3 separate regions of the Homo sapiens genome follow, and all the other regions are linked to region 1. Evidence: chromatin loops called from intact Hi-C (ENCODE). Cell type or tissue: ascending aorta. All regions are shown on one strand. Links, peaks and the distances in the headings refer to the core of each region. The heading gives the core; the rest is flanking DNA. Region 1 overlaps VWF (von Willebrand factor). Region 2 holds the start of LOC105369623 (a long non-coding RNA gene). Region 3 overlaps LOC124902866 (a long non-coding RNA gene).

What was found. A loop is a pair of places that touch in the nucleus more often than their neighbours do. Peaks named below come from ENCODE experiments on the same cell type or tissue, not always from the same donor. Only the 100,000 strongest peaks of a DNase experiment are listed, where the experiment ranks them.
Region 2: it touches region 1 in a loop (1.9-fold over the local background); 7 of 110 quality-filtered maps call a loop at or near these places.
Region 3: it touches region 1 in a loop (1.9-fold over the local background); 5 of 110 quality-filtered maps call a loop at or near these places.

The regions. Positions count from the first base shown.
Region 1 is chr12:6,089,541-6,097,540 of GRCh38, reverse strand. VWF (von Willebrand factor) reads left to right here. Exons shown (of 52, transcript NM_000552.5): 6 at 1,957-2,081. It also overlaps the pseudogene RN7SL69P. Among named protein-coding and RNA genes, the nearest start is that of VWF, 31 kb to the left of the region's middle. RefSeq lists enhancers at 3,107-3,702, 3,703-4,299. In ascending aorta, for the core only: a CTCF peak has its summit at 4,157 (motif pointing left); DNase peaks (open chromatin) are centred at 3,507 and 4,230; H3K27ac peaks cover 1,807 bases.
Region 2 is chr12:6,176,870-6,187,465 of GRCh38, reverse strand. LOC105369623 (a long non-coding RNA gene) reads left to right here and starts at 6,435. Exons shown (of 3, transcript XR_931588.3): 1 at 6,435-6,867. RefSeq lists enhancers at 4,130-4,309, 6,768-7,338. In ascending aorta, for the core only: no CTCF peak of the experiment used is centred there; DNase peaks (open chromatin) are centred at 3,475, 3,954, 5,025 and 7,045; H3K4me3 peaks cover 583 bases; H3K27ac peaks cover 7,202 bases.
Region 3 is chr12:6,144,407-6,153,823 of GRCh38, reverse strand. It overlaps LOC124902866 (a long non-coding RNA gene), which reads left to right. Exons shown (of 2, transcript XR_007063189.1): 2 at 3,739-4,072. Among named protein-coding and RNA genes, the nearest start is that of VWF, 24 kb to the right of the region's middle. In ascending aorta, for the core only: no CTCF peak of the experiment used is centred there; a DNase peak (open chromatin) is centred at 3,793; H3K27ac peaks cover 927 bases.

The DNA.
Region 1 (8,000 bases), core at 1-8,000:
CTGCCTCTGTCTTCACATTGCTTTCTCCTGTGTGTGTGTCTTTGCCCGTCTCCCTCTGCCCATGTCTTTTTTTGTTTTGTTTTGTTTTGTTTTGTCTTTTGTTTTGGGATGGAGTCATGCTCTGTCACCAGGCTGGAGTGCAGTGGTGCATTCTCGGCTCACTGTAGTCTTCGCCTTCCAGGTTCAAGCAATTCTCCTGCCTCAGCCTCCCGAGTAACTGGGATTACAGGCACGTGCCACCATGCCTGGCTAATTTTTTTGTATTTTTAGTAGAGACGGGGTTTCACCATCTTGGCCAGGATGGTCTTGATCTCCTGACCTCGTGATCCACCCTCCTTGGCCTCCCAAAGTGCTGGATTACAGGTGTCAGCCACCGTGCCCGGCCTCTACCCATCTCTTATAAGGATACAGGTGATTGCATTTAGGCTTACCCAAGTAATCCAAGAGAAACTCTTCCTCTCAAGATCCCTAACTCAAGCACATCTTTTGCCATATGAGATAATATTTACATGCTCCAGGGATTAGGAAGTGAATATATCTTTGGTGTGGGGGGGATCTTTTTCTGCCTATCAAACCCCCACATACCAACTGACTATATTCCAAGGTCTCATTTATATTTTCCTTCCCTGGGGACAGTTTATTTACTATTTGCAAATGCATTACTTGACCTTGAGACCTACTTCTCTCTTCCAGGCCTGGCTATGCAGAAAACTGCTCATCCCAATACTGCAAAGGTAGTAGTCTCATACTGCCTTTGTAATACAGATTACGCAATTACTTTGCACTAGGCCATGTAGGTCCACGAGGCCCTCACAGTCTATTGTGAGTAGCTGACAGTAGCATGAGCACTATAAGTACTAAAGCACAGATGCTGTGAGAGCCTGGAGTATGCAGTGACTTGGGGACTGGGCTTAGGTTCCATGTCATATTCTTACCTTCATTCTGCAAAAATATTTTGAGCATTCGTAATCCACTGTATAAGAATTTAGAGATAAGAGACACAGCCCATACCCTTAAGTAAGGAGCTCACAGTTGAATGGGAGATGAATATGAGCAAAAAGAATACAAACCAAAGGTGATGAGTGTTTTGGTAGAGGGATGCCCAGGTGCCATGGGGCACAGGGAAGGTGACACCCATACAGGCTGGGGTGCGAAATGGGAGTAGAGCTGTTCAGAAAGGACCATTCACTCACCAGGACCACACCTGGAGGCAGTGGTTCTTGAGCTGCATCTTGAAGAAGGAATGGAGATAGTTAAGGCAATAAGGGGGAGGAGAACATTCCACATGGAGGGAGAAAGGCACATGAAGGCATGGAGAAGTGACAGGGAAAGGGCATTTCCTCATCATCTTTCACCTCATCTCCCTCATCGTAATTGTAACCGTCCATCCATCCATCCATCCATCCATCCATCCATCCATCCATCCATCCATCTATCCATCCATCCTTCTTCAGTCTCCAAGCGTCTGCTGAGCTCTGATGCCCATGCCCTGTGGTGTTAGGTTGAGCACTGTATGCATGCTTATTGTTTAATTTAATACAAGTTTGATTCAGGTAAAAACAGACCTAGAGCCTGGTGTGGTGGCCCACACCTGCATTCCCAGCTACTGGGGAGGCTGATGGGGGAGGATTGCTTGAGCCCAGGTGTTCTGGGCTGCAGAGCACTATGCATCAATATGGGGGCCTCCTGGGGAGTGGGGGACAACTGGGTTGCCTGAGGAGGGGTGAACCAGCCAAGCCAGAGATGGGTCAAGTCAAAACTCCTGTGCTGCTCAGTAGTGGGATTGCACTTGTGAATAGCCGCTGCACTCCAGCCTGGGAAACATAGCCAGACCCTGTCTCTTTATAAAAAATTAAAACAAAACACACAAAACCACCAGCAGACCTAGAATTTTCACCCAGAAGTTCTGGGACAGGCATAACTGAAGCATTACTTTCCTGAAACTTTCCTCCACAGGGACCTTGACCTCGGACCCTTATGACTTTGCCAACTCATGGGCTCTGAGCAGTGGAGAACAGTGGTGTGAACGGGCATCTCCTCCCAGCAGCTCATGCAACATCTCCTCTGGGGAAATGCAGAAGGTGGGTGTGGACTGGCCTGGGTGCACCTGGATGGTGTGTGATTTCTGGATCTAAAAGACAGAAGGACTCAGTCTCATATCCTTCCATCTGGGGGAGGAATGGACTTACGCAGGGCCATTTCCTCCAAAACTAACTGTGGCTAGAGTCTAATTCTAATACATCTCGAGCCTGAAGCTCTAAAAATGAGTCTGGGCTAATGACTTGGTGTAGTGTCTCAGTCCATTTGTGCTGCTATAACAAATGCCTGAGACTGGGTAATTTTAAGGAACATAAATTATCTTTTATAGTTCTGGAGGCTAGGCAGCCCAAAATCAAGGTACCAGCATTCAGTGTCTTGCAAGGACCTTCTTGCTGTGACCTGAAGCCGGGTCCTGTGGCTCATTCCTGTAATCCCAGCACTTTGGGAGGCCAAGGTGGGTGGATCACGAGATCAGGAGATCGAAACCATCTGGGCGCCTGTAGTCCCAGCTACTCGGGAGACTGAGGCAGGAGAATGACGTGAACCCAGGAGGCGGAGCTTAGCACTCCAGCCTGGGCGACAGAGTGAGACTCTGTCTCAAAAAAAAAAAAAAAAAAAAAATTAGCTGGGCATGGTGGCATGTGCCTATAATCCCAGCTACTCAGGAGGCTGAGGCAGGAGAATTGCTTGAACCTGGGAGGTGGAGGTTTCAGTGAACTGAGATCGTGCCACTGCACTCCATCCTGGGTGACAGAGCCAGACTCTGTCTCAATTAAAAAAAAAGAAAAAAAGTACACTGAAGTGCTCTCATCTGCCTCTTTTATCAGAGCACTAATCCATTCACGAAGGCAGAGCCCTCAGGACTTCATCACTTCCTAAAAGGCGCCACCTTTTAATAGCGTCACTTTGGGGTTTAGGTTCCAACACATGGATTTTGGAGGACGTAGACAGTTGAACCATAGCAATAAGTAACTATGCTTTTCTGTTTTAGACTCCAGTGCCCTCTTTTGTCCCCAAATATCTCCATCATCACCTGCTAGGTGTCTGAAATTTTACCGATAGAAAAAAGCCACTTCTTTCTTAAGTGGCTGTTGTAAACTAGAAATAGGAGGGAAAGCCTCCTCTTATACCAGCTCAGCTGGAAGGAAAACTACTTTATAGTTGCAGACACTGAAGGGAGTCTGAGTGAGAGGCTGTGCCTGAAGTGACATAGCTTGGATGTCAGGATGGCTTCCTGAAGCTGCTGTAACAAATTATCTCATACTCAATGGCTTAAAACAGTAGGCATTTATTTTCTCCCAGTTCTGGAGGCTGGAGGTCCAAATTTAGTTTCCCTGGGCTGAGATCAAGGTGTTGGCTGGCTTTGCTCCTTCCAGAGGCTCTAGGTCCTTGCTTCCGTCATTTTTGGGTGGCAGCGGCATTCCCTGTCTTTGGGCTCATGACTTCAATTTCTGCCTCTGTGGTCACATGGCCTTCTCCTCTCCTGTGTGTGCTAATGCCTGCCAACCCTGACAAGGCTGGGAGGACTGCCCCACCCCTTCCACAGAGCCCTGTTGCCACTTACAAGGTAGCCTTGTAGCAGCTCTGTCTGCATCAGAGTTGCCATTCATGATCTCACTCACCAGGACCTCACACTGGAGAGAAGGGGAGGTGGGGAGGGGTGGCCAGACCACACTCTGCCTTCACCTGCCACAGGTAAAGATGGTCTTTGTGCCTCTCTGTGTGTGGGTGTTTGGGGCAAGAATGCTTTATGTGGGGCAAGACCTCACTCAATGGGTAATTCCCTCCCCACTGTGGAACAGGCTGACTTGGGCTGAGGAGGTAGGTGCAGCTGTGAAGCTGGACTCCTGTGGGGAACAGGGGTTGTTGCCCTTTTGGGATTGTGCTCAGAGACTCATCATCTGAGGAGCAAGGTTCCTTGGTGGTGCTGTGAGTCAGCCTCCCTGGGCGGGACGTTTGTATGCAGGAGGTTTACTGGGGAGCTCTCGAGCAGCCTTGGTTAGGAAGTGAGAGAAGCAGAGTTGGGCAGTGGGAGAAGTTGAACTGCTTGTGATAGCACTGATAGAGCTTCAGCGGGGCCTCAGCTGATCCTTCAAGGAGCTCTGGAAGGTGGAGTGGCCCCTGTTGGTCACTGGATGTGGGCTGCCCTGGGTAAGGAGGTGGAACTCCCTTGGGCTGAGGGCCATTCCTGAGGAATGACTCAGTGGTGAGCCCTTGGCAGCCAACACTGGACAGCTGGTGGATGAGTCCTCGGGCTCTGAATGGGCACCTACGCTGTGCCCCGACACCTACGCTGTGCCCCGACACCCTCTACAAAGCTGCTCTGCTTGACAGCACCACCTTCCTGCCCTTATCCAGAGAGCAACCACACTGTCAAAAATGTCAACTGAAGAATCACAAGGTTCATAAACTTAGAGAGGAGAGCTTTTCTTATTCAGAGTTGTGGCCTGCAGGCTGGCCATCCTGCAGGCTGGGAAGTGTAGCCTCTGGTAGAAACTGAAAGCAGGCACTTCAAGGGAGAAAGGGGTGGAATAGAAACTTATTCCAAAAGGGTTGGCTCAGTGTACATATTTAACAGGTTATGGGAGGAGCTATGAATATTCATAATGGGAGGAGGCATTTGCATATACAGTAAGCAAACATACATGTTACATATGTCCCACATTCATTTTGGGATGGAGACTTAACATTTAAATGCATTAAAATTAGCCTCTATAGGTCAAAAGGTGAAATGGAGGACACAGAGGCATCTTGTGCACAGCCTCTGTAAATCAGCCAGAACCATTCCGTGGTTGGTGGTCTCTTACCAGGAAGGAATGCTGGTCAGCACACACACACACACACACACACACACACACACACACACACACACACACACACACTCTCACTCACTCACTAACTAGCTGGGCATGGTGGCATGCACGCACGCACACACACTAGCTGGGCATGGTGGCACACGCGCGTGCACACACACACACACAGACAAACACATACTAGCTGGGCATGGTGGTGCACCAGTAATCCCAGCTAATGGGAGGGCTGAGGTGGGAAGATGGCTTGAACCTGGGAGGCAGAAGCTGCAGTGAGTTGAGATTGCATCACTACACTCCAGCCTGGGTGAAAATGTGAGACCCTGTCTCAAAAGAAAAAAAAAAACCCGCAAAAAGGGAAGGGAGTCCCTGCTGGGCCAGTTCTGTTTAACTCTTAGGAAAGAAAGTCTAATGGTGGTTAGCGAGGGAGAGGGTATAAGGAGGGGTGTTCAACCTCCCATCCTATCATGGCCAGGAACTCAGTTTTAATATTTCTCTGGGGTCCCTTTGGCCAAGGGGGAGTCCGTTTAGTCGGTAGGGGGGCTTAGGATTTTATTTTTTTCTGAAAACCTACAAACATGCACAAAGAGGGTGGCCCCTGCCTATACCCAGGACCATGGTCATGATGGACGCGACAGGCCACAGTTGCCTTTGTCTGGGCATGGGCCACTCTGCAGAGCGTGAGTGCATGCTGCAGTCACCCGAGTGCGCAGCCCATCAGCAGAGCAGTAGGGCAGGTGCTCTGTGATTTTGTTCATCCCATGAGAAAACAAGCCATAGGAGGTTAAGTAGCTGCCCCAAGTCGCCAGCTAGCAAGGTGCAGAGCCAGGACTCATGCCCTGCCTGGCTCCCTCCCTTTCCTGTTCGGGTCACATTGGTTCAGGCTACTCAAGTTATTTCTACCAGTGGGCCCTTGTGTTTCTCTTGGGGAGTTGGGCTTTGCAGGTTCTTAAGGTTTCTTTAAGTTCTAAAACCCTTTATTAGCCTGGTGCGGTGGCTCATACCTGTAGACCCAGCTGCTCAGGAGGCTGAGTCAGGAGGATCACTTGAGCCCAGGAGGTAGAGGCTGCAGTGAGCTACAATTGCACCACTGCACTCCAGCCTGGGCAACAGAGTGAGACCCTGTCTATAAAACAAAACCAAAACCAAAACTCTTTCATTATGTGTTTCTGTGGATTGGGCTATAGAGACAGTATATAATAGGTCTTAATAAATATTGGATGGGTGGATGAATGGAAATTGGTGGTGTAATTTATCTAGGGATTGTGACCTCCACAATAATCCAGACTCCTTTACTTGTAGAAATCTGATTTATCTAAGTAAGTACATAAGTAGAGAAACCCAGCCCTCTCCTATTCCAGAAACAAAATAAAACACACCCACATCTCCCTCCTCCCACCCACCCCCCATCACGGTAACACGAGGAAGCTTCGTTTTAGCTGGTTATTAATTCAGTGAGTCTTCATCTTCATGGAACAATTTGACCTCTGACCAAGGAGAATGTCAGACCCAGAAAAATATTCTGAGTTGATGCTAAATCCAGCTGCCTAAATTGTGAACAGACAATCTCCACCTTATAAACAAGTACATTCCAAAAGACTTTTTCCCTTGGACTTTGGTGGTGCTAGGTCCTCTGGTTAGTCCATCAAAGTCTGCATCACCTGGATCCTAGCCCAGTACCGGCACTAACAAAGGCGGACTGAGTTCTAGCACGTGAGGGGAGGGTGCTGTCTTGTGGAAGGGAGGAGTTTCCTCTTCTTTGCAGTCAAAGTTCTAAATGCCTGAACCATACCCTTGATAGCCCCTTGAGTGTCTCTCACCCTGGGCCTCGGCGTGAGCGTGGTGCTAAGGGTGTGGGTTTGAGTCAGCTCACTTACTGGCTTTGTGAATCTGGGCAAGACAAGTGCCTTTGCAGAGCCTCAGTTTCCACATTTGTAAAGCAGAAATAGTACCTGCTGGGTCACTGAAAAGGTAAGAGAGGGATAATATGTATAGAGTTTAGCCCAGTGGGGCTCAACTGTTAAGAGCCATGATGATGATGAGGAGGAGGAGGAGGACGAGAAGGAGGAGGAGGAGGAGGAGGAGGAGTTGTTGTTAGCTGGCTCCCCATATTCTCCCACTGTCCCGTGTTTTCCGCTGGAGTGCCCCTGCCTTGAGAATGGGAGCCGGCAGAAGCAGGACAAGCACACGCCGGGCTTTAAGCACAAGTTTCAACACGCATTCTTTTTCTCCTTCCCCCTCGCAACTATAACCCATTCCTTTTGGGTAGCCGAGCACAGCTTGAGGTTAGAAGGAAAACAAGGTGCCCAGATATCTCCACACCTCCAAGTGGGTAAGTGACAGGAACCAGCCTTCCTTCTAGAGCGGTTTGTGAACCCAGATGGATTTCAAATTGAGTGCACTCGAGGTATTGTGTAAGAGAGGACAGATTTTCGGCCGGGCACGGTGGCTCACGCCTGTAATCCCAGCACTTTGGGAGGCTGAGGTGGGTGGATCACGAGGTCAGGAGATTGAGACCATCCTGGCTAACATGGTGAAACCCCGTCTCTACTAAAAATACAAAAAATTAGCCAGGTGTGGTGGCAGGTGCCTGTAGTCCCAGCTACTCGGGAGGCTGAGGCAGGAGAATGGCATGAACCTGGGAGGCAGAGCTTGCAGTGAGCCGAGATTGCACTACTGCACTCCAGCCTGGGTGACACAGCGAGACTCCATCTCAAACAAAAAAAAAGAAAAAAGAGGACAGATTTTCATAATTTCTTTCTTTTTTTCCCAAACATACAGTTGTGCTGTTGGCAGGTGGGTCACCCTCGGCTGCCCTTCAGTGTTCTCCAGGCAGATGAAGGGGAGGTGGTGGGTGCTTCAGTGGGTGAGGTGGGGTCAGGGTGGCTGTGGAGGTACCTCTAATACTGAAACATGGCTTCAAAGATTTATTATTTTTGGTCTCATTTTATTTTGCAAACATAGCCCAGTGCAGAGTAAGTACTTGACAAATGTTCCCTACCCTCGGAATACAAAGGAATGATCTCATTTATCCATACTGAGTGGGAGGTAAAGACAGGATTCTCAAGTGGAGAACCTGATCCTGAGGTCGGGTTGAGGAGGGAGACTGGGAGGTTTGTCTCCTGGAGACAAAGGGGAGGGAGAATGCAA
Region 2 (10,596 bases), core at 1,572-9,571, 88 kb before region 1:
TCCTTCCTTCTTCTTCCTTTCTTCCTTTCTCTTTTCCTCTTTCTTTCCTTTCTTTCCTCTCCCTCTGTCACCCAGGCTGGAGTGCAGTGGCATGATCTCAGTTCACTGCAATCTCCACCTCTTGCCAACCCTCTTTCTTAATAAACTTTTAATTTTGGAATAATTTCAGTTTAAAAAAAGTTGCAAAGATAGTGCAGCTTCCTTCTAATGTTAACGTCTTATATAATCGTGGTATATTTGTCAAAACTGAGAAATCAACATTGGTACAATACTGTTAACTAGACTGCAGACTTTATTTAGATTTCATCAGTTTTTCCACTGATGTCCTTTTTCTGTTCCAGAATCCAATCCAAGTTTCCACATTGCATTTTGTATTTTGCATTTTTTTTTTTTTTGGACATAGAGTCTCGCTGTCGCCCAGGCTGGAGTGCACAGTGACACGATCTTGGCTCACTGCAACCTCTGCCTCCCAGGTTCAAGTGATTGTCCTGCCTCAGCCTCCTGAGTAGCTGGGATTACAGGCACCTGCCACCAGGCCTAGCTAGTTTTTGTATTTTTAGTAGAGACCGGTTTCACCATGTTCGTCAGGTTGGTCTCGAACTCCTGACCTCAGGCAATCTGCCCGCCTCAGCCTCCCAAAGTGCTGGGATTACAGGTGTGAGCCAATGCGCCCGCCCTGTATTTTGCATTTTTTTAAATTCTCTGGACTCACTGGGCTCATTTCCTATTTCTCTGTTTTTGACCCTGTCATTCTCTTTCTCTACAATAACTTTCTTGTTTCCAGCAAACTCCTATTCATCCTGCAGAACTCCTCTCTTAAATTAGGGATAATGTTGGGAACTTGGTAGGATTGGGGTTTTGGGATCTGGCTGTTAACAATATTAATTGACACTCCCTTTTCCATACCCAGGATCTCATTTGATGCTGCTTCGGTTTTTATTGTGCCCTTCTTTATGCAAATACAAGCAAACACTAATAGATGTTATTCGCCATTCCACCTCTCCCAGCCGTGGTTACTAGAGGGAATGTGTTTAGAGGTGGCTCTCACAGGACTGTGCAGGTGGCTGGTGGCAGAGCTAGAGTAGGACTTGGACCTCCCGACTTCCAGTTTAGCCAACCCCTCCCCCGTCCTGCACATTCTGCGCATCTCCATTTTTCCCGGTTGTCCAATCTGGGCACGCTTTGGTTTAACACCTGGGTCTAGGAGTGTGATATGGCTCTGATGGAGGGATGGTGGGTTTCCTGTGGCTCTCCCACCCTACCCACATAGAGTGACTGCAGCACTCTTGACTTTGGGGACTTTCCTCAGGGCTAAATTGTATCGCTGGCATTCCCACCACTTCCCCACCCACCTCCAAGCAGGCCAGGAAGCCAGAATGTCAGAGCCTAGACTCCCCAAGTCTGTTCACCACGTGTAGCTTTGGTGGGGCCTTCTGCCTCCCATCCGCTCCAGCCCAGAGCTCCACTGAGGCTTCCCCTCACCCACCACTTTTTGGGACCCCTTGGGAGCCTTATCTCCATGAAGCATTAGATTTTTATTTTAAATTTCATTTAAAAATAGATCATTTGTTTATATAACTGAAAAATAAAGATACAAGAGAGGGAAACGTGTTTCTCCTGGAAACTGTTAATCTGTAACAGAGATTTAGGAGTTCTGTCCACCAAGGGCAACGTGTGGGCCTGATTCTTGAATCCTGATGCAGACAGACCAGTTATTAAAAAAAAGGTTTTGTAGGCAGTTAGGGAAATTTAAATATGGACTAAGGACTAGATGATGTTAAGGAAATATTGTTAACTTTCTTACGTGTGATGATGGCATTGTGGTTATGTGTTTTTTGTTTTTGTTTTTTTTTCTCTCTGAGACGGAGTCTCGCTCTGTCGCCCAGGCTGGAGTGCAGTGGCGCGATCTCGGCACACTGCAAGCTCCGCCTCCCGGGTTCACGCCATTCTCCTGCCTCAGCCTCCCCAGTAGCTGGGACTACAGGCGCCCGCCACTACGCCCAGCTAATTTTTTTGTATTTTTAGTAGAGACAGGGTTTCACCGTGTTAGCCAGGATGGTCTCGATCTCCTGACCTCGTGATCCGCCCGCCTCGGCCCCCCAAAGTGCTGGGATTACAGGCATGAGCCACTGCGCCCGGCCATGGTTATGTTTCTGAGAAAACCGTATCTCTTAGAGATACACGCTGCAGTTTTTATGGGTAGAATGATATGATGTCTGGGATTTGCTTTAAATTGTTCAGTCCCCTTCCCAAAAAGTGGAGAGATAAAATGCAATAAGAATGCAAAATCGTTGATGCTGAGCGATGAGTATATGGGATTCATTATACTGTTCTCTCTACTTTTGCGTGTGTTTGAACACTTGCATAACGACAGCAAAAATCTCCATCCAGTCTTGTCCCCATCAGGCTAGCTCTTCCCCAATACTGGTTCCTTAATGTATCCTTCATTATGCAAATACTAGTATATATTGTTATTCTCCCCATTTAAGAATTTTTTAACACCAGAAGAAGCACCTTGCTACTGATTCGGCACCTTGCTCTTTTCTCTCTCTCTCTCTTTTTTTTTTTTTTTTTAGTAGAGTTTTGTTTGTTTGTTTTTAGTAGAGACGGGGTTTCACTGTGTTAACCAGGATGGTCTCGATCTCCTGACCTTGTGATCCACCCGCCTTGGCCTCCCAAAGTGCTGGGATTACAGGCGTGAGCCACCACACCCAGCCAATTTTTTTGTATTTTTAGTAGAGATGGGGTTTTGCCATGTTGGCCAGGCTGGTCTTGAACTCCTGACCTCAGGTGATCCGCCCGCCTCAGCCTTCCAAAGTGCTGAGATTACAGGTGTGAGCCACCGCGCCTGGCCTCTTTTCTCTCCTTTTTATATGGCTGGCAGGATAATGGCCCCCACAAAGGTGACCACACCTTAATCCCTGCCAGGTGTGCATGTTACCTTACTTGGCAAAAAGAACTTTGCAGATGTGATTAAGGACTTTGAGATGGGGAGAGTATCCTGAATTATCCAAGTGGGCTCAATCTAATCCTATGGATCCTTAAAGTCAGATAATCTTTCCTGGCTGTGGTCAGAGGGAACTGGGACAAAGGGTTAGAGAGACATGACAATGGTGGCTTTGCAGACAGAGGAGGGGCCAGGAGCCAAGGAATGCAGGCAGCCTCTAGAAGCTGGGAAAGGCAAGGAAAGGGATTCTCCCCTGCAGCCTCCAGAGGGGAACACAGCCCTGCCCACACTGAGATTTTAGCCCAGTGAGACCCACATGTCAGACTGCTGACCTCCAGAAGTGTGCAATAAATATGTGTTAAACTTGTGATAATATGCTATAGCAACAATAGAAAACAACGGCATGATATCTCGGAGAGATTTCCGTATCAGTGCAGAAATTGAAGCAGCATCAGTTCCTTATGGTTCTACACGGGGTCTGGAGTCCAACAGATCTGGGCTTGAGTCCAGGCTCTGCCACACACTAGTTATATAATTCTGGGCAAGTTACATCACCTCTCTGAGCCTGCCTCCTCATCTGTAAAAGGGGAATACTAAGAGCTCCTGCTTCATAGTGTTGTTCTAGGATTAAATCATACAGTGCATACAAAACACTTAGCCTGGCACATAGAGAATGCTCACGAAAGAACAGCTGGTAATATGAGTTACATAACTGTGATGATTACAACAAGGAGTGTTCCCTGAGTTCTCCTGGCCTCACTGTCCTCTCTTCTGACTCCTTGCAGACTGAGAACGCAGCACATAAATGAGCCCTTGGTTTCTGCGGTACACACCCTCTCTCGTCTTGTGTGCTTGGTTCCGTCTGTGTGCAGCCCTGTCTCCTAGACTGTGGTCAGCAGGACCCTGTTTCCAATGTCCTGGGGCTGGTCATTAGGATTGCACACCGCCCGAGGGGTTGCTCTATTAACAGACGGCTTCTGGGAGTGGCTGGACATCACTGTGCCCTCACTCTTTCCAAAGTTGAGGTTCCCTGCTTCCCACGCTAAAGGCACGTCATGGGTCCAGTGGACCCTGGCATCCTCCCACACAGCATTGATTCAGAGTGGTGGTGACCTTCAGAGTCCCTCCCAATGTCCCCAACAGCCAGCTTTTGCATGAGCTTACCCCTCCTGAGGCAGGCCACTCCACTCTTGTGCAGTCTGGTTATTGGAAAGTTTCCCTCCCTTCCCATAACCTTTGTCCATGTCCTGCCCTCTGAAGCCACATGGGATGAGTCTGCCACCCCTTCCTAGTAGCAGCCCTTTGGCCTTCCAGAGGAGACTTGCAGGGGCCTGTCCCAGCCCTGCCTCTTTGTGGCTGGGTGGCCCCAGGGTTACAAGAGTTTTTGGTTTGTTGGTTGGTTTGTTTTTGAGACAGAGTTTCACTCTTATTGACCAGGCTGGAGTGCAGTGGCGCAATCTCGGCTCACTGCAACCTCTGCCTTCCGGTTTCAAGCGATTCTCCTGCCTCAGCCTCCTGAGTAGCTGGGATTACAGGTGCCCACCATCACGTCCGGCTAATTTTTGTATTTTTAGTAGAGACAGGGTTTCATCATGTTGGCCAGGTTGGTCTTCAACTCCTGGCCTTGTGATCTGCCTGCCTTGGCCTCCCAAAGTGCTGGGATTACAGGCGTGATCCACCGCGCCCGGCCCATGAGTCTTTTTTGAACGCTGTTTTCACAATCTGCAAAAAGGGAAGGAAAACGCCTACCTGTCTGGATCATCATGGGAGCCCGGAGAAGGCATCCTGCACTTGTGAATGCCCCACACATGTTGCTTCCCTTCTCTCTGCTCCAGGCCACGCCCTCTGGATCCCTTAACTGCTCCTTATAGGGGAGGTTTGGAGGCTGCCCCAATGCTCTGTGCTGTTTCAGATATGCAGGAGGACCCACATCTGGCCTCACGAGATGGGCAGCCCGTGACCGCCTGGAGGCTTTTTCTGCTGCGAGTTGGGATGGCCTTCGCCCTCAGTCCTTCCCCCGCCCATCCTGGGGCCTCCCACCCAGGCCTGGCCTTCCCTCCTACTGTTCTGGTCACACTGCGCCTGGTTCAGCTGAAACCACACTCTTCCCACCACGCAAACCCCACAGATGCTAGCGCTCTTGCTGGGCACAGAAATACTGTGTTATTTTTAGTTCTGGACCTGGTCCAGCACACGGCACCCCTCCCTACGTAAACATGCCTGGATCTGCAAGTTGTTTTCCCAAATCCTTAGAGCCGCGAGAGCGCACTCACTCACGACAATTGCATGAGCTCTGCTCACATTTCTCCCCGCAGCCACCCTGTTGCCTCTGTGACTCGTGTGCCAGCCTGTACACACGTGTTTCTGCCACACTCTCTGAAGGGTCTCCCCAACTCCTCCTCCATCCCCTGTCCCCATCCCCTGTCCCTTCCTCCAGCGGAGGAACTGTCCCAGGAAAACCAAGCTGCGGGGAAGCTGGCAGAAGGAAGACATTATCTGCTTCTTGGCCTGTGAGGCCAGCTGGGGAAGATGTGTTTCTGCACCTCACAACACACACCCTGCCAGGCCAGCCTGCCTTCTGAGGCAAAAGCCGTTAACCTCTCTCAATTTAAACTTAAGATGAACAAGCAAACAAGCGACTCCTTCTGGGACAAAGAGTCTTCAACCAACCCAGACAGAAAACCAGGTTTCTCGACTGGGACCTGCTGGCTTCCCCATGCCCTGCAAAGCACCTCTGTCTCTCCAGGCCAGCTGGGTTCACGCGTCTTCCGCGTGAATTCACTGTCAAGATGGCTCCTTCCTGGGACTGCCCCACTTCTAATCCTGGACTAGACGTTCCTTGAGGGCATGGGATGTTTTGCTTTTATTCCCTCTTTTACCCCCAGTTTCTTGGGGGTAAAACCCAAACTCATTAAAGCCTAAAACCCAGTGTCTCCACCATATAGTGCACCTGCCACTGCCATTTCCCAACACACACACACACACACACACACACACACACACAGACACACAGACACATATATAGATACACACACACGTACAGACACACACACATAGAGACACATAGACACATCATACAGACACATGCACATACAGACACATACACATATAGATACACACACACACACATATAGGTACACACATACAGACACACACCCAGGAACATAGACACACACACAGACACACACACATAAAGACACACAGACATCATACAGACACATACACATACAGACACACACATACACACATAGATACACACAGACACACACATAAAGACACACAGACATCATACAGACACATACACATACAGACACACACATATAGATACACAGACACACACACATAAAGACACACAGACATCATACAGACACATACTCATACAGACACACACATATAGATACACACACACACACACACACACACACACACACACACACAGACCCTGGACTCGTGGGTGTTTCTTGGAAAGGATGGGGGCACTCCCGCTCTCGCCTGAGCCCTTGCTGCTTCCTCAGCCTGGATCCTCTCCCCCAGGATCCACATGGCTGGTTCTGTCCAATCCTTTGGGCCTCTGCTCCCAGGCACCCTTGTCAGAGGTGGCTCACGCAGCCCAGCCCACCGGGGCCTTCCCTATCCCCTCCCCTGCTGCTGTGCCTCCTTGGCCCTCATCGCCATCTGACAGTGTGCACTCGACTGTTGTGGCCTTTCGTCTGCCTCCTTCACTTGAATGGGAGCCTCCTGGGGCAGGGGCTGCTCCTTTTGCTGCTGTTGCATCTCCAGGCCTGCAGCCAGGCCTGCCCCGCAGTGGGTGTCAACACGCTCTGTGGAACGAGGGACGGAATGAGGGACGTGAGTGATCTGTGTGGATGGAGGAGTGACTTGCAATGGAAGCCTGCCAGCCAAGACAGCTGGGCCCCTGGGTAAGTGGGCACGGTCAGGGGAGGGTGGGGCATACGTGGCTGCCCATCAGCCAGGCAGGACACACCGAGTGGTGCCGGGAGGGCTGGTGTGCGGGGGCTCCCCAGGAGGCTGTGCCAGGCCCGGCCAGAGGTGAGGGTCCCTGGCTCATCGGCCTGAATTCCTGCCCTTCCTTTTCCTGTCCAGTGAGTCAGCCGGGCTGGGGAAGCACGCCAGGGAAGTGGCTCCTGTAGGGAGTACAGAGGGGTTAAGGGTCAACAAAACAAGAACTTGCTCATCACCCCTCCCATGCTGCCTGTCAGGGTGGCTTTTTCTGTTCCTCCCATCTCTGTCTCGGTCACGGCACACCTGTTGTGTTGTGTCCCCCCAGATTCCTATGTTGAGGTCCTCATCCCCGGTGCCTCAGAATGTGAACTTAGTTGGTGATAGGGTTGCTGCAGAGGGAATTAGTTAAATTAAAATGAGGTTGGACTAGAGGAGAGTGGGCCCCTAGCCCTCTATGATTGGGATCCTTTATAAAATAGTGCCATGTGAACATGGATGAAAACGGAAGGCATTGTGCTCAGTGAAATAAGCCAGTCACATCAGGACAAACTGTGTGATTCCATGAAGGAGCTGCCTAGAATAGTGAAATTCATAAACAGATGGTAGAATAGATGTGAGCAGGGGCTGGGAAATGGGGTATGGAGAGTCAGTGTTGAATGGATGTGGAGTTTCCGTTTGGGATGATGAGAAAGTTCTGGAGATGGAACGTGACACAACATTGTGGATACACTCAAGGCCACTGAACTACTTAAAAATGGTAACTTTTAACACACACGTGAATGCCATGTGTAGAGGGACACATACAAAGGGAAGCTGATTGAAGACAGGGAGAATGCCATCCACAAGCCAGGAATGCCAAAGACTGCAGCAAACCCCTAGATGCCAGCGGAGAGGCATGGGACGGACCCCCTCACAGTGCTCAGAAGGAGCCTGGAGGCTTCTGGCTTCCAGAGCTGTGAGACAGTACATTTCTGCTGTGTAAGCCCCCTAGTCTGTGGCATTCTGTTACTGCAGCCCCAGAAAATGAATACAATGCATCTCTGTGGCTCATTGGTGCCTCCTCTCCAGGCCCTCTGGTTTCTGGAATGCAGGGAAGAGTGGGGAGGGGCTGGCCTGTGACGCCTCTTTCTGCTTTTGCCTTTTTCCCTTCGTTTGTTCTTGGTTGCTCCTTCCCTCCATGGCCTCCTTTTCCTTCTGTCTTCCCTATAGCCTCGTCACACTTGTTATTACTTGCTCAATGTGTCTCTCCTGCTGGACTGGAAGTCCGGGAAGCCAGTCCTGGGCCCTTGGGAGCACTCAATACCTACGGGTAAATGAATGGATGGGGAAGGAAGGAGGAGGGAAGGAGTGGCTGGCCCTGGGGCCTGCTCAGAGACGTTTTGACAAATTGCCTGTTCTTGGAATAGCCAGGGGCAGTTGCAGCCTCTGACCAGCCTCTGACCAGGATGAGCAGTGTGGCGTCTCCTGGATGAGACGGCTCCCACTGCAGAAAGTCTGGCTGGGGCTGCTTCAGGCAACCCTGGTTCTGTGGGGTCAGGGCAGGCATTCTGGGGGATAAAGCCTTTTCCTCAGGTCCCCTGAGTCAAACCTGGTACCGTCCAGCAATAGAAAGGCCAAGGAGAAAGGTTCCCTTGTTGTATAAGGCAGAGCCTGGAACTGGATGGGGAGAGGAGAGTATGGAGTGAATATGGGGCACACATTCCTCTTTCTCTTTATTCCTGCCCCATGACGCTTCTCCATTGTGAGAGTGGGGGAAAAAAGGAATGGGAAACAAAGACACAAAAGTCTTCTCTTTTATTCATTGGTTGATTCAATAAATATTTATGGGCTGACTATGTGTCTAGTACCATTAGGCCGAGGATGGAGAGATGAATAGACCCAGTCTCAGACCTCAGGGAGCTTGCGGTACGGACAGGGAGACAGACAAGTGAACAGCCTTAGAACAAGGCCATGGCTGCTCCGATGAGGCCTGTGTAGACGGCTGTGGGAACAGAGGAGATACTCTAAGTGCAGAACTTGGTGAAGGCTGAATGAAGGAGATGCCATCAGAAAAAAGCCTTGAAGGGTGAATAGGAGGTTGACATGTGAAGAAGGGGAGAGGGTGGAATAGGGAAGGTGTGATACAAGCAGAGGGAATAGGGTCTGGCAAGGTGGGAAGTTGTGAGAGGGCTATGCAGGTCTGGGGGTAACTGTCACTTGGGCATGGGGATGGTGGGAGGCCACTAGCAGGAACCAAGGTCGTAGGGAGAGAGTGTGTCGGCTCATGCGTGCCTGGTATGCCATGCCGGAGAACCTGGGCTTGCTCCTGAGAGCATGGGGAGTGAATAGTGGCCTTAAGTGGGTGTGCTGGCTATTTAGTTTGCCCTGTCTCCCCTAGCCCCTCCATTCTCTATCCTCCTCTGACATCTCTACAGACTGCTCCAGCCAGGCTCCTTTGCCCACTGGTTGGCGGGCAGGAAGAGAAAGAGACAGGGATGTCTGTCTCCCACTGCCTTGTCCCATTTCTGACGGCAGCTGCCTTCCTCTGCGACCACAGCTCCTGTCGGGCTCCCCCTCCCCTGGCTCCAGGTGGCATTGACTCTGGTGATAGATACCAGGCAGGCGTAGGTGGTAAAGGCTTCAGCTGTGGCTGGTCCTTGGGTGCTTCACCACTTCTACCCCCATCACTGTAAATCATCCCTGATTTAAGCTCTCTTTAGAAAACCCCTTTGGGTGTTTCACTTCTCTCTGGAATCCTGCTTGATGCAGTAGGAGTATGGCTTAGTCAGCATTTGGTGGGGAAAATCATCCTGGTGATGGTGGAGACTGGAGCTGGGGAGAGATGGAGGCAGCAATGCTAGCAAAGACACTGTTAAAAGTGCAGGTCAGGGCTGGGCACGGTGGCTCACACCTGTAACCCCAGCACTTTGGGAGGCCGAGGCAGGCGGATCCTGAGGTCAGGAGTTCAAGACCAGCCTGGCCAACATAGTGAAACCTTGTCTCTACTGAAAATACAAAAAAAAACAAAGTGCGGGTCAGGGCTGGTGGGCCGTCATCGAGGCAGTGGCAGTCGGGCTGGAGAGCAGGGTCAGAGCTGGGAGGAGTTCTGAATTAGAGCTGTAGAGCTCTGGTGATTTATTGGGTAGATGGGGGAGTGAGCGGTAGGGGAAGATGAATCCCTTCGATCGTAAAAGACCGATGGTATCGGTCCACAATTGCTACATAACTAACCATAAAATCTGATATTTCCAATTCAAACTCAAGACTATGAAGTTCTTACTTAACCTCTTCTATCTCACACCTGTGTCCCCTTTGTCTCATGTCAAGAATTTCAGTCTTAAGTACCCTAAGGATGATAGAACATACGCAGGCCTTTGCTTTATCCCGCAGTACATACTCGGCAGTTCCGGAATGACAATACCAGCATTATCTTCAATGATATGATCATTGAAAACACTTACAATTTTCCCCATGTCTTCTCTTCCTTGAGATAGAATGCACTAGGGATGTACAGTTGAATTTTGTACTTTCAAGTCACTTGGAGTACTGCTTCTCTAGTCACCAAGAAGATTACAGTTAAGTTTATTTGTTTTATTTTTAATTTCAGAGCTTGCTTTTTATTATTTTACTTTTTTTTTTTTTAGACAAAGTCTTGCTCAATTCCTCAGGTTGCAGTAGAATGGCATGAACAGGACTCACTGCAGCCT
Region 3 (9,417 bases), core at 104-8,103, 56 kb before region 1:
TCCTTGAAGAGTAAATTGACTATTTCTGGCCCATTGCATTTTGGCCTGTTGCATATATCAGAATCAACTTGTAATTTTGATTGGCATTGTATTGAGTCTATATCTCAGTTTGGACAGTGCTGACATTGTTGTGATATTGAGTCTAAATATCCATGGTATAACTCTCATATTAGTTAGGTTTTAATTAATGCCTTCTAATAAATATTGTATTTTTTCTTATGTATCCTGAGCATCTTTTTTTTTAGATCTGTTATTATGTAACTTATAGTTTTGTTGTGTGTTACATGAGTTTTTTTTACAATTTTTTACAATTATATTTCTGTTGCTGGTATATAGAAATGTAGTGGATTTTCAAATATTCATCTTATATCTGATGTTGCCAAAATGTCTACTGATTTCCAATATTTTATGTGTAGATTCTTTTGGGACAATGATATTGTATGTCATTAATGAGAGTTGTTTAGTTCTGGTCTTTTTTTTTTTTTTGAGACGGAGTCTCTGGAGTGCAGTGGTGTGATCTCGGCTCACTGCAAGCTCTGCCTCCTGGGTTCACAGCATTCTCCTGCCTCAGCCTCCTGAGTAGCTGGGGCTACAGGCGCCTGCCACCACGCCCAGCTAATTTTTTTTGTATTTTTAGTAGAGACAGGGTTTCACCGTGTTAGCCAGGATGGTCTTGATCTCCTGCCCTCATGATCCGCCCGCCTCAGCCTCCCAAAGTGCTGGGATTATAGGCATGAGCCACCGCGCCCGGCCCTAGTTCTGATCTTTATGATTTTCATTTATTTTTCTTCTCTTGTTTCATTGCCCAGAATTTCCAATGTAGCTTGAATGGAAGTGGCAAGAGTTGGCATCTTTGTCTTTTTTTTTATTTTTAAGGGAACTGATCTTCTATTTCTTACATTTCCTTATTAGAATGATGAGTCACACGTTTTGTTAATTAGGTTAATTTTTTTTTTTAATTCCTAGTTTACTAAGAGTTTTTATGATGAATAAGTAAATCTGGCAAATGCTTTTTCTGCAGCTATGGAGATGCCTATATTTTTACCCCTTAATTTGTTAATGTAGTATATGATTATGATACAATTTTAAATGTGAAAACCACCCTAAATTTCTGGAATAAATAAAACTTGGTCATAACGCACTCTCTTTTTTAATAAAACGGTTGGATTCACTTGCGAGTATTTTGTTTAGGACTTTTGCACCTATGTTCATGAGTAAGTTTTGCCAGGGATTTTCTTTTTCTTATACTGCTCATGTCTGGTTTTGGAGTCAAAATTGTATTGGAGACATCATCTGAATTAAAGCTAATTTTCTTTGTGGCAGAGTCCACTGATGGTTCTCTAATGGTTATTCTGGCCTTCTAACTTTTAACAACAAAACCCCAGTTTTTAGCTGGATACAAAACTGAAGATTATATTTCCCAGCCTCCCTCATAGGTAGATATGGCCATGTGATTAAGTTTTGACCAGTATCCCTTCATCAGCACCATCGTCAGTCAATTCTTTGTAGTTTTGAGTCCTGAGATTTACGATTCCAGCTTTGAGAAATAGGTCTTTGAGGGCATTTGTTTCTAATAGTGATTAATTTCATTAAAACTAAAAACATAGGCAGGGCGGGGTGGCTCACGCCTGTAATCCCAGCACTTTGGATTGCTGAGGAGGGCAGATCACGAGGTCAGGAGTTCGAGACCAGCATGGCCAACATGGTGAAACCCCATCTTTACTAAAGAAAAAAAATTAGCTGGACATGGTGGCGGGCACCTGTAATCCCAGCTACTTGGGAGGCTGAGGCAGGAGAATTCCTTGAACCTGGGAGGTGGAGATTGTAGTGAGCTGAGATTGCACCATATCGCTCCAGCCTGGGCCACGGGACGAGACTCCATCTCAAACAAACAAACAAAACTAAAAACATGATCTAGTAACTAGATTTCTTGATTTTTTAATACATCAGGGTAAAACAGAAATACCTTCATTGCTTCTTGACCTATATTTGAAGCTTCTGTAGATACCTTCACATAGTAGGAAGTCTAGCAGTTCTCAAGGCCCTACACCAGCCATTATATGCATGAAAGAAGATCAACTGTGAAAAATTTTTGGCTTTTAAAAATGTATTTACCAGGCGTGGTGGCTCACGTCTGTAATCCCAGCACTTTAGGAGGCTGAGGTGGGTGGATCATGAGGTCAGGATATCAAGATCATCCTGGCTAACACGGTGAAACCCCATCTCTACTAAAAATACAAAAAATTAGCCGGGCGTGGTGGCGAGCGCCTGTAGTCCCAGCTACTCGGGAGGCTGAGGCAGGAGAATGGTGTGAACCCGGGAGGCGGAGCTTGCAGTGAGCCAAGATCACGCCACTGCACTCCAGCCTGGGCGACAGAGCGAAACTCCGTCTCAAAAAAAAAATGTTTTTAAAGGTTTCTTCAATTATCAGAAAGTTTGCACCTATGTATTAGTTCATAATAGGAACTAATATGACTTTCATATTAAACTGATAATATTCTGCATTTTATATGCATTATAGCAGAATAGACTGAATTTTACATTTTTCATGATGATTTCTTCTTTGACCATGAATTGGAAATATATTTAGAAGTTTCTAGCCATATGGGAATAAAACATAATTATATTTTGTTATTTGCTTCTAATTAAATGTATTATGCAGGGAAACACATTGATACTGATTCTTTGAAATCTGTTGAGAATTGCTTTGTGGTTTAGTACTTAGGCAGTTTTTTTTTGTTTATTTTTGTTTTGTTTTGTTTTGTTTTAGACAGTCTCACTCTGTCGCCCAGGATGGAGTGCAGTGGCGTGATCTCGGCTCACTGCAAGCTCCACCTCCTGGGTTCATGCCATTCTCCTGCCTCAGCCTTCTGAGTAGCTGGGACTACAGTCGCCTGTCACCATGCCCGGCTAATTTTTTTGTATTTTTAGTAGAGACGGGGTTTCACCGCGTTAGCCAGGATGGTCTCGATCTCCTGACCTCGTGATCCACCTGCCTTGGCCTCCCAAAGTGCTGGGATTAGAGGCGTGAGCCACCGCGCCCGGCCTGGTCAGTTTTTATATATGTTCCAAATGTGTCATCCCTAATTGCTGGGTAGAGAATTCTATCTATGCCCAATAAATCAAGCTGATTAATTGTATTGTGCAAATTTTCTGTCTTTTCTAATTTTTTGTCTCTTTGATCTAACAGTAACGGAGAGAGGTGTGTTGACATCTCCCACTATGATGGCAAATATGGCAACTTCTCCCTGGGTTCTTTTAATTTTTATAATTTATATATTTTAAACCTATTTTATTAAGCTTATTTTTTAGTTTTATAATCATATCTTCTTATTTTACTAGGTTTATAATAATCTTAGTAGATTGTATTTTTTGTCATTATTTAATGTCATTCTCTAGCCATAATAATGCTTTATTTCCCCAAAGTCTATTTTGTCCCATATTACTAACAACTACTCCAGCTTTGCTTCAAACACTTTCATGTCCTTATATTTTAGGTATGTCGTTTATAAACGTCATGGAATTATGTGGTATCCACCTTTCAAGATAGCCCTCCAGTGAATCTTATTTCACCAGTCCCACCCTTGTGTAGTCTGATGTTGAGTAGGGCTGACTTGTATAACCAATAGGATATTGTGGAAATAAGACTCCTGAGGCCAGATCATAAAAAAACCTTGTATCTTTCATTTTTCTCTCTCTTGGACTCTTGCTCTGGGAAAATCTGGTCACCCAGTGCAGCAGGGAATCCAGGCCTCCTGCCAGCTACAGCACCAGCTGGGCAGCACCGTGCATGAGCCGTCTTGGAAGTGGATCTTCCAGTCCCAGTCGTGCTGGCGCCTTTGGCTGACTGGGCCTTAGCCAACCTCTGCGGGATCCTGAAGCCGAACCACTGAGGAAGCCAACCAATTGCAGAGGAATATTCTTCAGCTTCTACAAAGAATCCGGCCTCTTATTTTTCTTGAAACTTACAGCTGTCTTGGTGTGTCTTATTTTTTTCCCCTCTTGATAGAGAAGTGCTACAAAGAAATGTTTTTGTACTTCAATAAAAAGACGAAGTAAGTAAAAAGATAAATGACAACTGGTTTGGACCTCATGTTGGAGATGTGATAGGGTGTAGAAGGGACTGGAAACTGGAGAGAACATGCCCATCCCAAGAGAGAAGACCCGCCTTTCCAACAACTTCCAGTCTTCCAAGTGAAGCTGGAAATCCACATTTAAAAACACAGATAAGAATTACACACACACGACTGGATGCGGTGGCTCACGCCTGTAATCCCAGCACTTTGGGAGGCCGAAGTGGGCGGATCACGAGGTCAGGAGATCTAGACCATCCTGGCTAACACGGTGAAACCCCGTCTCCCCTAAACAAAATACAAAAAATTAGCCGGGCATGGTGGCGGGCGCCTGTAGTCGTAGCTACTTGGGAGGCTGAGGCAGGAGAATGGCAGGAACCCAGAAGGCGGAGCTTGCAGTGAGCCGAGATCTCGCCACTACACTCCAGCCTGGGCGACAGTGTGAGACTCCGTCTCAAAAAAAAAAAAAAAAAAAAAAAAATTACAAACCACACACACCCTGGCTACTTTGGGTAAAAGAGTGCCAGAGAGGGTCAGTCACTTTCTCAAGATGGAGGAGGAAGCAGATAGAGCCTCAGACCTCCAGGACTCTATCTGAGACTTTTTTTTTTCTTTTTTCTTTTTTGAGATGGAGTCTTGCTCTGCCGCGCAGGCTAGAGTGCAATGGCGCAATCTCCACTCACTGCAACCTCCGCCTCCTGGGTTCAAGCAGTTCTTCTGCCTCAGCCTCCTGAGTAGCTGGGATTACAGACGCCAGCCACCACGCCCAGCTAATTTTCGTATTTTTAGTAGAGACAGGGTTTCACCATGTTGGCCGGGCTGGTCTCAAACTTCTGACCTCAGGTGATCGCGCGCCTCGGCCTCCCCACGTGCTGGGATTACAGGCATGAGCCACTGCGCCCAGCCCAAGACTTCTGTCATTTCCAAGATTTGTGATAAAATATATACGCTATTAGTTCAAGTCAAGAGTGTGATTATGTCTCACTGTTTGCTTGCTACAGGTCAGTATCTTAAACACTTTGGCTTTCTTCTTTGAGCAAGAGGTTCCATCCTTGGTGAATGGCTTGAAGGTGCTTGAAGGTGGCAGCTTGCTCAAGGCCCACAGTGGGGGATGCATTACATTTTCTGTGCAAATTATAGCAGGTAATTCAGTTTCACAGAGAGAAGCCAAAAATTTAGAACAACAGAAAACTTTGTCCTGTAGTATTTGAGGAAGAGGAATAAGATAAGTGTATTTTCCTTAAATCAACTCACCATCTGTAGTATGAAAGTCCATTTTAAATAGTTAATGATACTTATGTTTCAGGAAGGCACAGAGACAAGGAGAAAGTTCTCACGGCGTGTGAATGTGTGAGTAAAAGCCTCCTGTGAGAGGATGTGGCCTGGTTCACAAGAGAAATTTTCTGTGTCTCAAAGTAGAAGCCTGGAACTGTGGACTAATGAAATTATAGGCAGGGATTGCTTGGTCCAGCTCACATCATCCCAAGGCCTTTCCCCACCAATCAAGTCTGAACTAAAAGGATTTTGCTTGTATCTTAGAGTAAATCAGGAAGAGCTCAGCCAGAGACCCTGGGGTCCTTCAGTTTTGCAAGATGCAAATTGGGAGAATCCTAGAAGAGGTGTCCTTCCCTAAAGTCCTTTCCAACTGTGAGACCTGATGCCTTCACTTTGGGATTTGGGAGCTGAACCATAAGGAAGACTGAACAGGATCAGGAATAGGCAGTGGGAGCAGAGAGCACTGGGCCAGGAGTTGGAGGGCAAGGAGTAAGCATAGGCTGTTTGACTCCCTCGCTGCGTGGCCTCTGGCAAGTCACTTTGTTACAGGACTCCACCATTTACCCAAAGGTAGCCGTTGGGTCAGGGTTTCTGTACTATAGTGCCTTCTGTGTTCGCCAGAAATATGTTACAGGAAAGGGGGTCCCGATCCAGACCCCAAGAGAGGGTTCTTGGATCTCGAGCAAGGAAGAATTCAGGGTGAGTCCGCAGTGCAAAGGCAAAGCAAGTTTATTAAGGAAGTAAAGTGGTGAAAGAACATCCACTCCATAGACACAGTAGGACGTTCCCGAAAGTAAGAGGAGGAACGCATCCAACCTACGTACAATGCTTGTATATATGGGGAGATGTGCTCTGCTACAAGGTTTGTGATAAAGGATTAATTTTCTTAATTACTATATTTTGCAGGAATTGATATTATTATCTTTAAAGCAAAATTAGGAATACCTTTGTTCAGCTGGGCACAGTGGCTCACGCCTGTAATCCCAGCACTTTAGGAGGTTGAGGTGGGTGGATCATGAGGTCAGGAGTTCAATACCAGCCTGGCCAACATGGCGAAACCCTGTCTCTACTAAAAATACAAAAATTAGCCGGGTGTGGTGGTGGGCGCCTGTAATCCCAGCTACTTGGAAGGCTGGGGCAGGGAATTGCTTGAATCTGGGAGGCAGAGTTTGCAGTGAGCCGACATCGTGCCACTGCACTCCTGCCTGGTCAACAGAGTAAGACTCCGTCTCAAAAAAAAAAAAAAAAAAGGAATACCTTTGTACCAGGTTATCTGGACACTCCCAAGTCTGGGCCTGTTCAGTAAACACGATTAATTTGTTCCCTTAACTGTAAACATGCAGAGGCTAATAATGCCTAACTTTCTGAGAATGCAGCCCAGCAAGTCTCAGCCTCATTTTCCTAGTCCTCACTCAAAATGGAGTCATTCTGGTTCGAATGCCTCTGACAACTTTGCTGAGCATTCACTTCTTCATGTGCAAATTGGGAACAATACTGCCTGCTCTTGCTAACTCATGGTGGTAGCGTAAGGCTCTAATGAAGTCTGGTCTGGGAAATTGCCCTGAAAACCAAAATGCATCGCAGAAAGGAGTAACGTTTCATCTGACCCCTTCCTACCTCTCCAGCCCTGTCGTCCACCATGCTTCCCCTGATCTGTGTTGCAGCCACAGACTGTCTTTCAGTGTCTTGGTAGGTAGCCTCCTCCTGCAGCTGGGCCTTTGCACGTGCTATTCCCATGGCCTGAAGTGTGCCCACCAACCTTTGCCTGGCTTTACTCCTACTCATCCCATAGAACTCAGTTCAGTTGTACCTCTTCAGGGAGGACTTCTCTGCCCACACCCCCCGGCCCTCTCAGTTTGGGTGGGAATCTATTACTTGTATGCCTCCCTGGCACCACGTGTCTTACTCTCATCACTGTTTGTAGTTATAATTTGTTTGGATTAATGTCGGTCCTGTCAACAGATCATAAGCTCCATGAGGGCAGAGAATGGTGTGTTTTTTCACTCACCTTCATATCCCAAGAGCCTAGCCCAGATACCAAATAAATACTAGCGGTTGTAGAGTAGGTCCGGGAAATCTAGGTAGCAGGGATTCTGAATTTAGGTTTCTGGATGAGGGTGCTGGGAATGAGACACCCAGCAAGAGAAGTCTCCTCTCTGAATTAGCCTGGTGTTTGCACCTTTTTTCCCCTCCCTTTAGGCAAAGCTGTGCTACACTATGTAATGTCATGCTGGTGTCTGTCTGTCTGTATGTATTTATTTGAGAGTGAGTCTCTTTCTGTTGCCCAGGCTGGAGTGCGGTGGCGTGACCTCGCTTCACCGCAACTTCTGCCTCCCGGGTTCCAGCAATTCTCCTGCCTCAGCCTCCTGAGTAGCTGGGATTATAGGCATCTCCACCATGCCCGGCTAATTTTGTATTTTTAGTAGAGACGAGGTTTCTCCATGATGGTCAGGCTGGTCTCGAACTCCTGACCTCAGGTGATCTGCCTGCCTCAGCCTCCCAAAGTGTTGGGATTAGAGGCATGAGCCGCTGCACCTGGCCAGAAAAAAATCTTTAATCCTGCAGCTGAGGAGTGGAGATGGGAGCCCAGTCTCAAACCCATCTCCCTGACCTACAAAAAGTAAGGGTTTATGTAGCAGGGAAGAAATGTAACAATGCCTACGAAAACAGGAACTAGGGAGGGGCAAGGAAACAATCATGATGAATGAGGGGTCTGGGCATTTCCTTGTCTGGATGTGGTGATCTGGTGAGTTTCAGTTCTTTGATACTTTTTTTTAGAGGCCTGAAGGTCTTTTCCTGAGGAGGGAACTCAGATAAAACAAATTAAGTTTTTCAAGCTTTAAGACTAGAAAAAAGGCCGGGCGTGGTGGCTTTAAGACTAGAAAAAAGGCCGGGCGCGGTGGCTCACGCCTGTAATCCCAGCACTTTGGGAGGCCGAGGCAGGAGGATCACGAGGTCAGGGATCGAGACCACCCTGGCAAAGACGGTGAAACCCCATCTCTACTAAAAATACAAACAATTACCCGGGCGTGGTGGCAGGCGCCTGTAATCCCAGCTACTCGGGAGGCTGAGGCAGGAGAATGGCGTGAACCCGGGAGGCGGAGCTTGCAGTGAGCTGAGATCGCGCCTCTGCCCTCCAGCCTGGGCGACAGAGCGAGACTCCGTCTCAAAAAAAGAAAAAAAAAAAAAAAAAAAGACTAGAAAACAAAGACTAGAAAAGTCAATTTCGATGCTTATCCAAAAAAAAAAAAAAAACCTATCTATGGGATGATTGGGTCGGTTTCATTATAAACACAACCACACTCCTCTCATAGTCCCTCAGCCTCTCCCCTGTCCCTAGCCCTAATCTGTTCTCCATTTCTGTAATTTATATAAATGAAATTATACAGGATATAACCTTTGGGGATTGGCTGTTTTTCACTCAGCATAATTCCCTGGAGATTCATCCACGTTGCGTGTATCAGTAATTTGTTCTCTTTTTTTTTTTTTGAGACGGAGTCTCCGTCTGTCGCCCAGGCTGGAGTGCAGTGACGCGATCTCGGCTCACTGCAAGCTCCGCCTCCCGGGTTCACGCCATTCTCCTGCCTCAGCCTCCCGAGTAGCTGGGACTACAGGCGCCCGCCACCACGCCCAGCTAATTTTTTATAGTTTTAGTAGAGACGGGGTTTCACCGTGTTAGCCAGAATGGTCTGGATTTCCTGACCTCGTGACCCGCCCGCCTCGGCCTCCCAAAGTGCTGGGATTACAAGCATGAGCCACCGCGCCCAGCCTCTTCCAGTTTTTGTCATTGCAAATAAAGCTTCTGTGAACATTTGGCCGGGCGCGGTGGCTCACGCCTGTAATCCCAACACTTTGAGAGGCCGAGGCGGGCGGATCACGAGGCTAGGAGATCGAGACCATCCTGGCTAACACGGTGAAAACCCGTGTCTACTAAAAATACAAAAAATTAGCCGGGCATGGTGGTGGCGGGTGCCTGTAGTCCCAGCTACGCAGGAGGCTGAGGCAGGAGAATGGCATGAACCGAGATCGCGCCACTGCACTCCAGCCTGGGTGACAGAGCGAGATTCTC